Linked DNA regions of Homo sapiens: region 1 is linked to region 2. Evidence: chromatin loops called from intact Hi-C (ENCODE). Cell type or tissue: Calu3. All regions are shown on one strand. Region 1 overlaps HSPA4 (heat shock protein family A (Hsp70) member 4). Region 2 overlaps AFF4 (ALF transcription elongation factor 4).

Region 1 (8,000 bases), 160 kb after region 2:
CTCAGCCCCCTGAGTAGCTGGGATTACAGGCGCGTGCCACCATGCCTGGCTAATTTTTGTATTTTTAGTAGAGACGGGTTTCACCGTGTTGTCCAGGCTGGTCTCAAACTCCTGACCTCAGATGATCTGCCCACCTCGGCCTCTCAAAGTGTTGGGATTACAGGCCTGAGCCAGCGCGCCTGGTGCTGTTTTACATACTGACCCAATTCAGCAAATTGATCATATTCTGTTTTCAGTTGTCGTTTTTTAATGGAAGTAGGACTTTTTTTTAAAATCCCACATCAATAGATAATTTTAAAGGTAGCTGACTAGATTTCAGTTCCAGTAGGTGAAACAGGACTTTTTTTTTTTTTTTTTTTTTGAGACAAGGTCTCGCTCTGTCACTCAGGGTGGAGTGTAGTGGCATGATTTTAGCTCACTGCAACCTTGACTGCAAGAACTGAGTTTTAAATTTTATTTAATTTTAAATAATTTAAATTTAAATAGCCACATGTGGCTAGTGGCTACTTCATTAGACAGCATGTATCTGTAACTGAAGACCTCAGATTTTACATTTTTCATTAAGACTTGGTACGTGCACACACACAACTGAAAAGCTTCATTAAACAACAGTACTTTCACATGCAGTGCATACATGTGTTTTCTTTTCTTTTTTTTTTTTTTTGAGACGGAGTCTTGCCCTGTCACCCAGGCTGGAGTGCAGTGACGTGATCTCTCCTCACTGCAAGCTCCACCTGCTGGGTTCACGCCATTCTCCTGCCTCAGCCTCCCAAGTAGCTGGGACTACAGGCGCCCGCCACCATGCCTGGCTAATTTTTTGTATTTTTAGTAGAGATGGGGTTTCACTGTGTTAGCCAGGATGGTCTCGATTTCTTGATCTCGTGATCCACCCGCCTTGGCCTCCCAAAGTGCTGGGATTACAGGTGTGAGCCACCGCGCCCGGCCGTGTTTTCTAAGTTGCTGTTCATGACTTCTTCCAACCCCTGATTGATTTTAGACCCACACATGGGTTGTGACTTACGGCTTATAAAACATTGTTTTAGCAAGGGAAATAAATGTGTTAGTATTGATAATGTAATTCGGTTTGTGGTTGGTGTTAAGTAGAAATTAAACCAAGTCCAGTTTTAAGAGGTAAAAAGGATTACCACCCCTCCCCACCACCCGACTGAGTCTTGCTCTCTTGCCCAGGCTGGAGTGCAGTGGCGTGATCTTGGCTCACTACAACCTCCACATCCTGGGTTCAAGCGATTCTGGTGCCTCAGCCTCCCGAGTAGCTGGGACTACAGGCGTGTGCCACCACGCCTGGCTAATTTTTTTGTTTTTTGTTTTGTATTTTTAGTAGAGACAGAGTTTCGCCATGTTGGCCAGGCTGATCTTGAACTCCTGACCTCAGGTGATCTGCCTGCCTTGGCCTCCCTAAGTGCTGGGATTACAGACGTGAGCCACCGTGCCCGGTAAACGATTACTTTTTATTTGGGGGCTGGGGTGGGTTGAGAAGGCTTTACAGACAAAATAGGTGGAATTTCTAGAGAATACGTGAAGGTACTAAGCATTTCAGACGTCAAAAGTGACATAAGCAAAGCAGGAAGATTGGGATACTTTATTCAACTTGTGTTGATTGTGTGGATGAAATACAGCTGGAAAATGGGATTGGGTTGGGAGAGGCCTTAGGTTCCATATTAAGGAATATAGGTTTTATTTGTTGGTAGTTGGTTTTGTTTGGAAGGTAATTAGAAGCAAGACAGTTTCAGAGTTACTGACATAGAATAGGAAATTAACCCTTCAGCAGGATTTGCAGGAAAGTTGGGGATTGTAATTATTTTGAGGAGATAAAGGTTTGAAAAAGGGCTGCAGGAAACAATGGAAGATGAGTAACATTGCCTTTTAGTTATGTTGTGATTGGGGTCATGGTGGGATATACCTTAGAAATTTAGATCTGGTGGTATTTAGAAAGATGGAGGTGTGCCAATTATTAGGCTTATGCTAGGCAGCCTTTTTGAGGTGGAGGAAGTGGGTAAGATTGCCTTGGGCAATTTCCTAAAGGGTAATATGGGCTTTGAGAGGAGAGACATTTACGTGGTAGTGAGGATTTTTTTTTATTTATTTGCATCTAGTGTCTAAAACAGAGATTTTATTTGTTTTAGTGATTGGTGGCATAGTTGCAGAAAGGCTGAGCTTGACACCTTTGCTTTTGAGGGGCTACTCCCAGCACTTTCTAGGCCCAAAAGCTTAGGATTTGGAGGAATTCTGATGAGGTCCTAGGGTGTACCATGTTTGTTCTTCCTGTCATTTAATAGAAGTCATGGCTTCCTGTGGCTGCCCTGGGAGATTGGCTTACAGGGGTTCTTAGCCATTGGTTGTGAAGGACCACTGAAGCCCAGGGAGGCCCAGCATTCTGCCAGTTTCCACAGGGCTCTTAAGTTTATGTTTCTACCAAATCAGTAGTTCATCTAATTTAGTCAGATTTGGACCAAGGCAGTATGGTTCCAGAGCTCTTATTTACTCTGTTGACTTGGAAGAATTAGGAGTTCAGGGAGGATGAGAGTCAAAGCTTCAGACATCACCTAGAGTCCTGACTTCATTGCTTTCAGGTTGCATGACCCTGGATAAATTTATTTACTATCTTTTTTTTTTAAGGCAGGGTCTTGCTTGCTCTCTTCCCCAGGCTGGAGTGCAATAGCATGATCACAGCTTACTGCAGCCTCAGGCTCCTGGGTTCAGGTGATCCTCCTGCCTCAGCCACCCCCACCCCGTGACTGCCCCATAGCTGGGATTACAGGTGCTCACCACCATGCCCAGCTAATTTTTTTGTATTTTTTTTTTATAGAGACAGGGTTTCGCCATGCTGCCCAGGCTGGTCTTGAATTCCTGTACTCAAATGATCCACTTGCTTTGGCCTCCCAAAACGTTGGGATTACAGGCTTGAGCCACTGCGCCCAGCCAAATTTACTCTTTTTTTTGTTTTGTTTTTGAGACGGAGTCTCGCTGTTGTTGCCCAGGCTGGAGTGCAGTGGTGCGATCTTGGCTCACTGCAACCTCCGTCTCCCAGGTTCAAGTGATTCTCCTGCCTCAGCCTCCTGAGTAGCTGGGATTATAGGCGCCCGCCACCATGCCCAGCTAATTTTTTTGTATTTTTAGTAGAGACGGGGTTTGATCATGTGGGCGTGGCTGGTCTCGAACTCCAGACCTCAGGTGATCTGCCCGCCTCGGCCCCCCAAAGTGCTGGAATTACAGGCATGAGCCACCACGCTCGGCCAAAATTTACTTATACTTATTAATGCCCTTTTTTGTTTGTTTTGTTTTTGAGATAGGGTCTTGCTCTGTTGCCAGGCTGGAGTGCAGTGGCACAATCTCGGCTCACTGCAACCTCCGACTCCTTGGTTCAAGCAATTCTCCTGCCTCAGCCTCTTGAGTAGGTGGGATTACAGGCACATGCCACCACGCCCAGCTACTTTTTGTATTTTTAGTAGGGACAGGGTTTCACCATGTTGGCCTGGCTAGTCTCGAACTCCTGACCTCAGGTGATCCGCCTGCCTCAGCCCGCCAAAGTGCTGGGATTACAGGCGTGAGCCACTGCACTTTTTAAGCGTAAGCACAGAGTTTTTATTTAACCTTCAAGCAGGTTTCAGTTTCGCCTTTCTAAAAGAAGCAGTAAATGGATTAAATCAGGAGATTGTGTATGAATTGGTGATTTAGAAGAATGTTCAGAAGTGGGGTTAAAGTTCCTTGTCAGAAATTCTGAGTCCTGGCCAGGTGCGGTGGCTCACGCCTATAACGTCAGCATTTTGGGAGTCCAAGGTGGGTGAATCATCTGAGGTCAGGAGTTCGATACCAGCCTGACCAACATGGTGAAACTCCATCTCTACTAAAAATACAAAAATTAGCTGGGCGTGATGGTGCATGCCTGTAATCCCAGCTACTTGGGAGGCTGAGGCATGAAAATCACTTGAACCTGGGAGGCGGAGGTTGCAGTGAGCTGAGATAGGGCCACTGCAGTCCTGCCTAGGCAACAGAGTGAGACTCTTGGAAAAAAAAAAAAATTGAGTGCCTGGAAACTAGTTGTAGAAAAATTACTTTTTTACTTATTTAATAGGGCGAGAGTTGTTTTCAGGGTTTGTAGACTATATTCTTGGTGAAGTTGTGAGCTGTCTTAAAAATGTTAATTGATACATTGATGTGAGGGTACATTATTTTATACTGGGATTTTGAACAGGAGACTTGAAAAGTAATTAGAGGATGGTAGAGACTGTCTAGCCCACCTCTCTAGTATTCTAGACAGGTAGTTATCACATCAGATCTGTGCTCCAGCATGTAAATGACAGGACTCAGTTGTAAGAGGCAACCTGTTCCATGGACAGATTTACTCAATAGAAAGGTCAAAATCATAGATTTGTACCATTAAAATATATGGCATTTTAGCTGATACTCAGATCTTGCCTGCTATGCTTTTGGATTTATTATTGTAGTAAGATTTAATTCTTAAGTGCTTTTTTTGTCTTCTAGGGCTTGCATTTCTTTTGGTCCTAAGAATCGTTCAATTGGAGCAGCAGCTAAAAGCCAGGTAAAGTTTCATTTTTTTCCTAAAATGACTTATTTCTCCTCTTCATCCATGTGTTCAGCAAGTAGTTGAATGCCCATTATGTGCCTAACACTGGTAGGCCTTGGGAATACAACTGGCAGATACAGACCTCTTCTCTGTTCCCATGTACAGTCAGCCCTCAGAATTCCATGGGTTCTGCATCTGTAGATTCAAACAACTGTGGATCAAAAATATTTTTGGGAAAAAATACAACACTGGAACAATAAAAAATACAAATGAAAACAATCCAGTGTAACAACTACTTACATAGCATTTACATTGTATTAGGTGTTATAAGTAATCTAGAGACAACTTCAGGTATACAGGAGGATGTGCATAGGTTATAGGCCAATACTATGTCATTTTGTCTAAGGGACTTGAGCATCTGTGGATTTTGGTCTAATTCAAGGAGTGCCCTGGAATCAGTCCCCTGCAGATACCCAGGAACCACTGCTTCAGTGAGAAGCACCTGGCCTTAAAATAGCATTAGCAGTATAATCTGTTTAATGCAAACTGCCAGGGTGTATTTTGTCCAGATCTTGTTAAGCAAGGCTTGCTTGTTCCTTGATATTTTACATGCTCCTTAAGTCTGTCTTGTTGGGCCTTTCATCTTACTCATATATAAGGTAAGTGTTGATCTTGTTAAACAAGTTTCTCAAGGAAGGAAAGCATACCTCTAGAAATACATTAAAGGACTTGCTTTTAGTTTACTCTGTAAACCAGGAACCTGACGTAGTTGCTGGTTTCTGAATAACCAGAGCAGCAGAACCCCAAGAGTTCTGTTATTCTAAGTGTCTGAGATATCTGTAAAATTAAGGAGTTGCATGTTTGACCTTCTTATGGTTCAGCCTGGAGCAACCCTATAGGGTGAATCTGTTTTTGAATGGGGCAGGGCCTAAAATTTATTAGCCTAAAAAAGTGGTGCTTGGCCAATTGGTTTTTAATTAAGTTGGATGTTTTATAGTTCATTTTCACAGTGTTCGAGATCTTTTAGGAGACAGCAGGTAGAAAATATTGGGCCATTTTGAAATCTCTTCCTTCTAAAATTTGAGCAAATCGCTCCTGTTTTTTAAACCTGCTTTTCATGATTGAGAGACAGTTACTATACTAAACTGGCTGCCCAGTTCTAGGTTGATACAGTTATTGTGTTACAGAGTTTCTGTTTGGCAGCTTGCTCGAGGAAGGCATGATTTGGGTGGCCTCATCTGTTTCATAAAAGGACTTCTGTGTGTTCCCTTTCATCTAGTTGATACAGGAGCTTACTACATCTCCTGCATTGGGAGGAGCAGCCTGTAAATCTTAAGCAGAAGGTCATTCTGGAATTTTTTGAATATTTTTGTCAGCATTTTCCCCTCATAAATTGTGATAGTTTATTCTAGAAGAATTAGAAAACATAGATAAAAAAGTGTAAGTCACCTGTTCAACCATTATCCAAAAATCATATAGACATTTGTCTTACCACCTTCTGAAAACTTTACCTGTTGATATTTCATTGTATGAATAGCCCATAATTTAAGCATTTCCCTGTTATTAACCATTTAGGCTGTTTCTAGGCGTCTGCTACTACAAATAATACTCTCCCAATATCCTTTTGTGTTCATTTTTGTGTACTTAGTATGATTTTTTTTTTCCCCTTTATGAGAAATTTGTTTCACTGGAATTTTTTTTCTTTTCTTTTTTCTTTTTTTTTTTTTTTTTGAGAGTGCAGTTTTTGAGAGTGCAGTGGCCCTGTCAGCGCAACCTCCACCTCCCAGGTTCAAATGATTCTCATGCCTCAGCCTCCTGAGTAGCTGGGGTTACAGGTGCGCACCACCATGCCTGGCTAATTTTTTGTATTTTTAGTAGAGACAGCGTTTCACCATGTTGGTCAGGCTGGTCTCGAGCTCCTGACCTCAAATGAGGCCCTGGCTTCTTTCAAAGTGCTGGGATTACAGGCGTGAGCCATGACACCCGGCCTTAACTAGAATTTCTAAATCAATTTATGTATTGCTGAGTTGGTTCCTGGAAACTTTCAACCATAAACTATGGGCAATTTTTAAAGGCTAAAAGTTATTTTATGTAAATGTTTATTAGAAGTTTAAGAACAGAAAATACTTATGCAAGTATAATGACCTGACTTCATGGGATATAGGAAGAGCAGGGCTCTATTTTTAGCCCTGCCACTCTGAGACCCATGCAAATCCCTCCTCCCTCACTTCGCATGCTAGTGGGCACCATTTAGAAAAGTTTAGGGTCTGAAGAAACCAAAACCAAGAAGGAGACTCTATATAAAGTTAAAATGTTGCTAATTTAATCTGAGGCTGTTGAAATAAAAAAAAAATTAGTAGTAGTCTTTCCACTCTTTGATATTCTTTCTCTTAGGTAATTTCTAATGCAAAGAACACAGTCCAAGGATTTAAAAGATTCCATGGCCGAGCATTCTCTGATCCATTTGTGGAGGCAGAAAAATCTAACCTTGCATATGATATTGTGCAGTTGCCTACAGGATTAACAGGTATAAAGGTAAGGTTGTCAGGTTAATGCCTTTTAATTAAAATGCATTATTATATTTTATCAGTTCAATATCTATCTGTACTTTTCTGATGTCAGATTGCAATGAAAATGCTTACAGTTGCTTAGGGAAAGCTTTTTTCTAGTAAAGACTATTTGACAATTTTTGAATGATCTGGATGTTGGTTGGGAGCCATGAGTGGTGCTCTTAATATGGGTTGGAGACCTGGGTAGTGATGGTTTGAAGTTAATACTGCCATTGCTGCTTGTTTTGCTCACTGATGCAGTGGGCTTTTTAGCATGATTTTAGGGAATGACTTCTGGAAGAGCAGGCAAAGCAATCACAGTTTTTTTTTTTTTTTTTTGAGATGGACTCTCGCCTTGTCACCCAGGCTGGTGGGCAATGGTGTGATCTTGGCTCACTGCCACCTCTGCCTCCTGGGTTCCAGCGATTCTCCTGCCTCAGCCTACCAAGTAGCTGGGATTACAGGCACGTGCCACCATGCCTGGGTAGTTTTTTGCATCTTTAGTAGAGACGGGGTTTCACTGTGTTGGCCAGGTTGGTCTCGAACTCCTGACCTTGTGATTCCCCTGCCTCAGCCTCCCAAAGTGCTGGGATTACAGGCGTGAGCCACCGCACCTGGTAGGAATCACAGTTTTAAGTCACTAGCAGATAGATGGACATACTCTTGGAGATAGGATTTAATTTAGAAAGAGATGTTCTTTTGGGGAAAAGTGAGTTTGGTCTTTATCTCTGGTACATCTAGTGGAGTCTCTGTGAAGTATGCAGTGAACTGATCACAGAAAAAGGGTAAGAGGCTGGGAGATGGATAGGGTGGACACATTTGCCTTTCTTGCACTCAGAGGTAGTAAGAGGAATCCATGAGGGGGGGTGGGGGCGTGATTGGCTTTCCAGGCAGGTGAGATTACG
Region 2 (8,000 bases):
TAGAACTTTGCTTTAATCACTGAGTTAACTTGTGGTCTCAGGAGTTCAGGAGTTCATTCTTTAAGTTGGAATTTATTTTCATCCAATACATTACCCTGTTACATTTTTATATATATTCCTGCTTCTACCAACAAAATAAAAATAAGAAAACTTAAAGACAGTACAAACTATGTATGTTACTTAATCTAGTGGTTAAATGAAGGGCTTGGCCTAAAGAAGAATCCTGTCTTTATTTTATGACTTATTAAATATAAATTAGGAATATACACACAAAAACATACACATACAACTCTCAGATGAGAAAAAACCATGATCTCAGAGCAAAGGTGGGCAAACTGTGGCCCACAAGCCAAATCCAACCTACCACATTGTTTTAAAGAGTGTGGCTGGAATACTGCCACACTTAGGGTCTACAGCTGCTTTCATACTACAGATGGCAGAGCTGAGCAGTCAAAACACAGACTATGTGGCTCTGAAAGCCTAAATATTTCACTATCTGACCCTTTACATAAAAATTTGCATGCTCATGCCTTAAATATTTCTTTTATTTTTTAATTTTTCTGAGATCAAGTCTCGCTCTGTGGCCCAGGCTGGAGTGAAGTGGCACGATCTCGGCTCCCTACAACCTCCACCTCCCAGGTTCAAGTAATTCTCCTGCCTCAGCCTTCCAAGTAGCTGGGATTACAGGCGCTCGCCACCACGCCTGGCTAATTTTTTTATTTTTAGTAGAGAAGGGGTTTCACCACGTTGGCCAGGCTGGTCTCGAACTCCTGACCTCACGTGATCTGCCTGCCTTGGCCTCCCAAAGTGCTAGGATTACAGGTGTCAGCCACCCTGCCCAGCCTCAATATTTCTAAATACTGTTCAAAATACCTAGATATTACAGGTAACTTTTAGCAAAAATGATAAATATTAAACTCATTAAGCAATAAACTTACGATTTAGACTGGTGCCCATTTGAAGTTTTAGAAGGATTATATCTTTCTGGAACAAAAAGAATGAAGTGAGCAACTAAAGGATGGCTATTTAGACTGTAAAATGTCTATGTAAAATACCCTCAAATAAATGTAAATCAAACAATGAAATATAATTCTTCAACCACCAAACTGGTAACACCTTCAAGCCCAATAATATGAGATACTGGTGACTACAGGGGAAATAAGCATGTGCATATGTTGCTGGTAGGACTATAAACTCATACGATCTTCTTGAAGGGCAATCTGGTAATACCTTCTCAGTACTGTAATTATATTGCTAAGTGACTTAATAATTCCAATGAAAGGAATTTACATTACAGGTATAATCTTGAGGAATACACGAACACACAAGCACACACTTGGGAATGTTTATTATAGCCTGGTTTGTAATGGCAAAAACTGGAAAAAAATGTCCATCGATAGGGGACTAGTGAAATAAATTAAGATATTTTCATATTATAACATAATTTTAAGGTTAAACAATGAGCTAGAGCTTTATGCTGATATAGAAATAGCTCTAAAACAAAGTGAAAAACACAAATAATGAGTAGAGGCAGCTTATGATCCCATTTGTGAACAGCTTTCAGAAAAGAGAATGAGAGAAGAGTAGAAGGATGAAGCATTCTTAAAAGATGACGACTAGGGAAAACAAGCTGAGAAAAAAAAGGAAACAAAAAGAAGAGAGAAAATGTAAATTCTCTGGCCTATAGTTAGCTATTTTCTGCATTTTAACATTTTCTGCATAATTAACAATGTCAAATCCCTTTTTCCTGTAAGCTACGGCCTTTAAGGTGGAACTAAGAAATTGATAGACAGATAAAGAAAGCATAACATCAAAAGAGGTATTCTTCTAGTTTTATCCCTGCATTAAGATCACTGAAGATAAACTAAGGATCAAAAAGTTCCACATTTTCATTTCCAAAATACCTTATGACTAGTACAAATCTACCTTAATTAAGAAGTTACTGCTCTTGGCAAAAAGAATACCTGTTTTGTTACAGAGGTATACGGTAAAGCCCAGACATTTGCATTGGTTCCTGATCTTACCACTCTCAATCTACACAACCACAATCTCTTGGGACCATAAGACTATCTTCCCTAGAATTCTTCTGACAGGCCAAGAGAGTAAGGGTAAAGGTGAGGGTATAGCAGGCAGCAGATTTTCTACCCAGATCAGAAAACCAAGGAAGAAAAAACAGGGACTGTACAAATATAAGAAGAAAAGGGCCATGGTCAGCTAAATAAAATGACCCTTCTTGTGCGGAGTTTTATCATCATAGAGCCAAGTATCTTCATGAAGTAAGTTAAAAGAAAGAAGAATAACTCTTGAGTTTACGAGGTGCCCATCAAATTGTATTCATGAACTATTAGTTCAAATGCTTAATAAAAGTAGTGTATTTTGATCTCCAATGACTTACAGTTCTTGAATTTTTTAAAGCATAACAATTTTTCAGCTCAACCCACTACTACCCATTAGATCATAAAAATTAGGATACGAGGGCATGGTGGCTCACACCAGTAATCCCAACACTTTGGGAGGCGAGGCAGGTGGATCACTTGAGCTCAGGAGTTCGAGACCAGCCTGTGCAACATAGTGAGACCCTATCTCTACTAAAAATTTAAAAAATCAGCCAGGCATAGTGGCATGTGCCCACAGTCCCAGCTACTCAGTAGGCTGAGGCAGGAGGATCACTTGAGCCCTGGAGATCGAGGCTGCAGTGAGCTACGACCACACCACTACACTCCAGAAAAAAAAAAAAAGAAAACAAAAATGAAAAAGGATATGACATGTAAAGGTATTACTAAAGTTATATATGGTGTGACCATGAAAACTGAATGTTCAATAAATAGCTTAATTTGAAAACAAAGAGGGAAAGAAATACTCACTTTGTTCTCCAGTGCCAAAATTGGACTGCTGAGACTCCTAAGAAAAAGGAACATAAAATTATACAAAGTTACACTAAAAAAGAAAGATTAGTGAAAAATGCTTAAATTACATAAAAACACTTCAAGTACTTGAAAAAGCACAGAAAGAATGTAATGATCCTGTCTGATCAGCCTTGGCAATTTTGGGATCAATAATGGACTTTCCCAGAGATTAATACAAAAAGCATTAAGCCACCTAATAATCTTTATCATTCAATTCTTTCAGCAGCATCCATTGTAGTCATATCCTTATTTAGAGCCCTTTATAAAATAACTAATTTCAATTTAAAATTCTTGGTCTTAAGAAAACACTTCATTTAAAACTAAAGGTAATACCGAAGACAGTGTACCAGGTGAAGATAGCTGTATAACCTTTATCCATTAGAAGTATACCACTTTTTTGGGAGGCCGAGGCTGGCGGATCATGAGGTCAGGAGATCAAGACCATCCTGGCCAACATGGTGAAACCCCGTCTCTACGAAAAATACAAAAATTAGTTGGGCGTGGTGGCGTGCACCTGTAGTCCCAGCTACTCGGGAGGCTGAGGCAGGAGAATCACTTGAACCCTGGGAGGCGGAGGTTGCAGTGAGCCGAGATCGCGCCACTGCACTCCAGCCTGGCAACAGGGCGAGACTCCATCTCAAAAAAAAAAAAAAAAAAGTATACCACTTTTATGGACTAAAAAAATCCCATATGGATATTTCCATGTCATTTTACTCCCTCCTTCTCCCTGCTCCCAATATTTTATATACATTAGCAACGTGAGGAAGAGATGGTCATTTACTTCCATGTAAGCCCTATAACAGCATAGTGTCCAGCACTCAGGAAGCACCAATAGAAAGAAGCCAGAATGTCACCCTTAGTGAAACATGGCTTTCCAAACTCAATTTTCATGACCAGAACAGCTGTTCCATATGTGCAAACTATGCATTTCTCAAAATTAAATCTGGATACAAGATGTAGCACTAAAATTATACAAATATTCCTAAAAGCTTACTTAAAAATAAGCATAATCTTCCTTTAGTTACAGAATTGTCTGTGAAAGAACAATCCAAATAGTTAGAAAGCTAAAATATAGTTTTGCGGTTAAAAAACATTAAAAACCTATTTCTACACTCAACTGATTTTCCAAGAGGATGCCAAGACCATTATATGGGAAAGAATAGTCTTTTTAACAACGGTGCTGGACAAACTGAATATCCATGGGCAAAATAAAGCTGGGCCTTTATATCACATCATATTAAAAACAAAACAAAACAAAACAAAAAACTCAAGAAGGATCAAAGACCTATAAATGTAAAAGCTAGAGCTATAAAATCTTTAGAAAAAAACACAATGCCAAATCTAAATGACCTGGGATTTGGCAAGATAAACTTGACTTAATCAAAATTAAGAACTTCTGTGCTTCAAAGATTGTTATCAAAAAAGTGAAAAGACAACTCACAGAATAGGAGAAAATATTTGCAAATGATGTATCTGATAAGGGGCTGGTATCCACAATATACTACAAAGAGCTCTTACAATTCAATAACAAGACAAGCCAATTAAAAAACAGGAAAAGGGCCTGAATAAACATTTACCCAAGGAAGACATATAAATGGCCAATAAGCAGATGAAAAGATTTCTCACACCTGTCATCACGGAAATACAAATCTACAATGAGATACCACTTCTCAACCACTAGGATGACTAGAATCAAAAAGACAGATGTAACAAGTGTTGACAAGTATGTGAAGAAATCAGAACCCTGGTAAGAATGCGAAATGGTACAGCTGCTTTGGAAACATTCTGGCAGTTCCTCAAATAAGTAAACACAGAGTTACCACATGACCCAGCCATTCCACTCTTAGGTACACAACCAAACAAAATGTAAACATATGTCCACACAAACACTTCTACATAAGTGTTTATAGCAATATTATTCATAACAGCCAAAAAGTGGAAACAACTCAAATGTCCATCAGCTGATGAATGTATAAACAAAATGTGATATATACTTATACACTGGAATATTATTTGGCCATAAAAAGGAATGAAGTACTGTTACATGCTACAACTTAGATGAATCTTAAAAACATAATGTTAAGTGAAAGAATATAGTCACAAAAGACCACATACTACATTATACTATTTATATAAAATGTTTAGAACAGAGAGATCTATAGAGATAGAGTAGATTAGTGGTTGCTTAAGGCTAGGAAGGTAGAGGGAAAGAGGGATAACAGCTAAAGGGTACAGTTTCTTTTTGAGTTGATGATTTATAAATAAACTCAAAACTACTGAACTCTACACTTGAAGTAGGTGAATTACATGGTAAGTGAATCACATCTCAGTACTGCTGTTAAAAAACTGTATATAGAGCAGTGGGCAAGAGGTCACTTTTGTGACTTTTGTTTAAAATGAAGATTCCAGGATGGGTGTGGTGGCTTATGCAGGTAATCCCAATACTTTGGGAGGCTAAGCAATGAGGATAGCTTGAGGCCAGGAGTTCAAGACCAGACTGGGCAACATACCAAGATCCTATCTGTACAAATAATAAAAATAAAATAAAATGAAGATTCCTTTACCCCCTCAAATTGTTTATTGTCTTATATTCATTTACTTGGTAAATGGCCTAAAAGTTAATAGCCCCATATTCCAAATAATCTGATTTATTTGTCTTATATCTGACAATAGTCAGCAGGTCCACAAATACTACTGGATTCTGTCTCTTAAACATCCACCAAAGGCGAGACCATCTGAACCGGAAAGACTTCAGGTCTTCATCTTGTTTACCTACAATGGCCTTCTAATGGATCTTCCTAGCTCTAGTTTATCTCCTTTACTCAGCTATAGCCTCCCTTCTACAGCCTGTAGAAGTTTACCCTTCTACAGCCCAAGTCTTAGTATGCGTCATCACTGCTCTCCTATTTTTCATAGAACTTCCCAATGACTCTTTGTTTTTTCCTAAGGATGAAACCCAAACTCTCTGGCAACACACTTACTCATGTATCAAAGTACTGAGAAAACAATGATAAGCAAAAACTGACAAGGGCCCTGCCCCCATGGAGCTTAACACCTATTTGAATGTCAATAATTACTACCTTTGCAAGTACTCACGCAAATCAAAGTAAAATGGCAACTGTAATAAACACAATGAAGGGCAAATACACATAATTATATTGAGTTTGTAATTGTGCATGCATGTGTACCTGTGTGCTTGTATGCATGTGTGCATATGTGTGTGTGTGTGTATGATCTAGCCAGGAAGATGAGCAAAGGCTTCCCTGAGGAACTGCCATTCAGATTGAAATTTGAAGGATATATAGGAAATAAACTGGGAAAGGAAGAGATAGGCTAAGTGCCATAGGGAGAGAGAAAACATGTGTAAAGTCCAGCTTAAAGGGAAGAGCATGGCTTGTACAAGGAACTTAAAGGCAGCCCACAGAGAGGAAAAAGTAAAGGTGGAAGAGTGGTGAGATATGAGACTGAAGACCTAAAATGCTAGATCACACAGTTTACAGACTTATAGACCATATTAAAGACCTGTGTGTGTGCAGCTTATTAAGTAGGAGAGTTACACAACTACATCTGCACATTGTGAGGATCATCTCGCCTACTAAGTGGAGAACAGTTTTAAGAAAGCTAGAATGGAGTTAAGGATACAAAATGAGGTTACTGGAGTAGTACCAGTAGGAGATAACTACAGCTTAAACAAGTTTGTCTTCCAGCTTTTTTTTTTTTAATCATATACTCCATTACTAAGAAATTTTTCCATTTGTATCTCCAAAATATGTATAGAATATGCATTACTACTTATGTATAAGATTAAAATACTGCAATTTCAAAAGCATAACAAAAATTAAATACCATTTTTAGAGTAATTTTTAAATATATTTATGAATGACAACAAAACCTTTCTTACACACAAAAATATAATGCTTCAAAGGTATGACGCTAAGATGGACTTATTTTTGATATCTGGTTTCACTGGATGCCACAAAGATATAGTTATACTCATGGAAGAAATACCATGCTTATTAAATCACAGTAACAAAATTTCAGTCCTATACATTAATTATGTAAAGAATTCTATTGAAGTTGAATTAGATTTCCATGTTCCTTGTTGTAAATCATTTAGAAAAATAAATTAGAAGGATGCATTTTATTATTTTTAGCAAATAGGTTCAAACCACTGATTAGAAATTTTTTTTCAGCTCTTTACAGTATTCATATTAGAACTGTGGTTTTTTGGTAACAAAAAACTAAAAATACATAAACAATGACAATATTATTGTTATTTTCCTAGCTTGAATGTATGTATATGTATATACACACACACTCATATATAATCTATACACTATATATATACATATATATATATATATATATTTTTTTTTTTTGAGACGGAATCTAGCTCTGTCACCCAGACTGGAGTGCAGTGGTGTGATTTCGGCTCTCTGCCACCTCCAGCTCCCAGGTTCAAGCGATTCTCCTGCCTCAGCCTTCCAAGTAGCTGGGATTACAGGCACCTGCCACCACGCCCAGTTAATTTTTATATTTTTAGTAGAGACAGGGTTTCACTGTGTTGGCCACGCTGGTCTCGAACTCCTGACCTCGTGATCCACCCACCTTGGCCTCTCAAAGTGCTGGGATTATAAGCATGAGGCACCGCACCCAGCCGCTCAAGCATATCTTTTAGGGAAGCGGTTACTTCATTCATTGTTAAAACATCATCTTTTTTTTTTTTTTTTTTTGAGATGGAGTTTCACACTCCTGTAGGATGTTTCATACTTGTTGCTCAGGCTGGAGTGCAATGGCATGATCTCTGCTCACTGCAACCTCCATCTCTTGGGCTCAAATGACTCTCCAGCTCAGCCTCCCAAGTAGCTGGGATTATAGGCGCATGCCACCACGCCCAGCTAATTTCTGTATTTTTAGTAGAGATGGGGCCGCCATGGTGGCCAGGCTGGTCTTGAACTCCTGATCTCAGGTGATCCACCCGCCTCAGCCTCCCCAGGTGCTGGGATTACAGGCATGAGCCACCACAATAGGCCAACATCATCTTTACTCTGAAGAGAGAAGGGGGTTTAATTATTTTTTAAAAATACATTATGA

Evidence for each region. Peaks named below come from ENCODE experiments on the same cell type or tissue, not always from the same donor. Only the 100,000 strongest peaks of a DNase experiment are listed, where the experiment ranks them.
Region 1: a loop joins it to region 2, with 2.2 times the contacts of the local background. A loop is called at or near these places in 2 of 110 quality-filtered maps.

The regions. Positions count from the first base shown.
Region 1 is chr5:133,060,477-133,068,476 of GRCh38, forward strand. It overlaps HSPA4 (heat shock protein family A (Hsp70) member 4), which reads left to right. Exons shown (of 19, transcript NM_002154.4): 2 at 4,504-4,561; 3 at 6,941-7,081. Among named protein-coding and RNA genes, the nearest start is that of HSPA4, 12 kb to the left of the region's middle. In Calu3, no CTCF peak of the experiment used is centred here; a DNase peak (open chromatin) is centred at 3,785.
Region 2 is chr5:132,901,504-132,909,503 of GRCh38, forward strand. AFF4 (ALF transcription elongation factor 4) reads right to left here. Exons shown (of 21, transcript NM_014423.4): 6 at 2,865-2,901; 7 at 939-984. Among named protein-coding and RNA genes, the nearest start is that of LEAP2, 32 kb to the left of the region's middle. In Calu3, no CTCF peak of the experiment used is centred here; no DNase peak of the experiment used is centred here.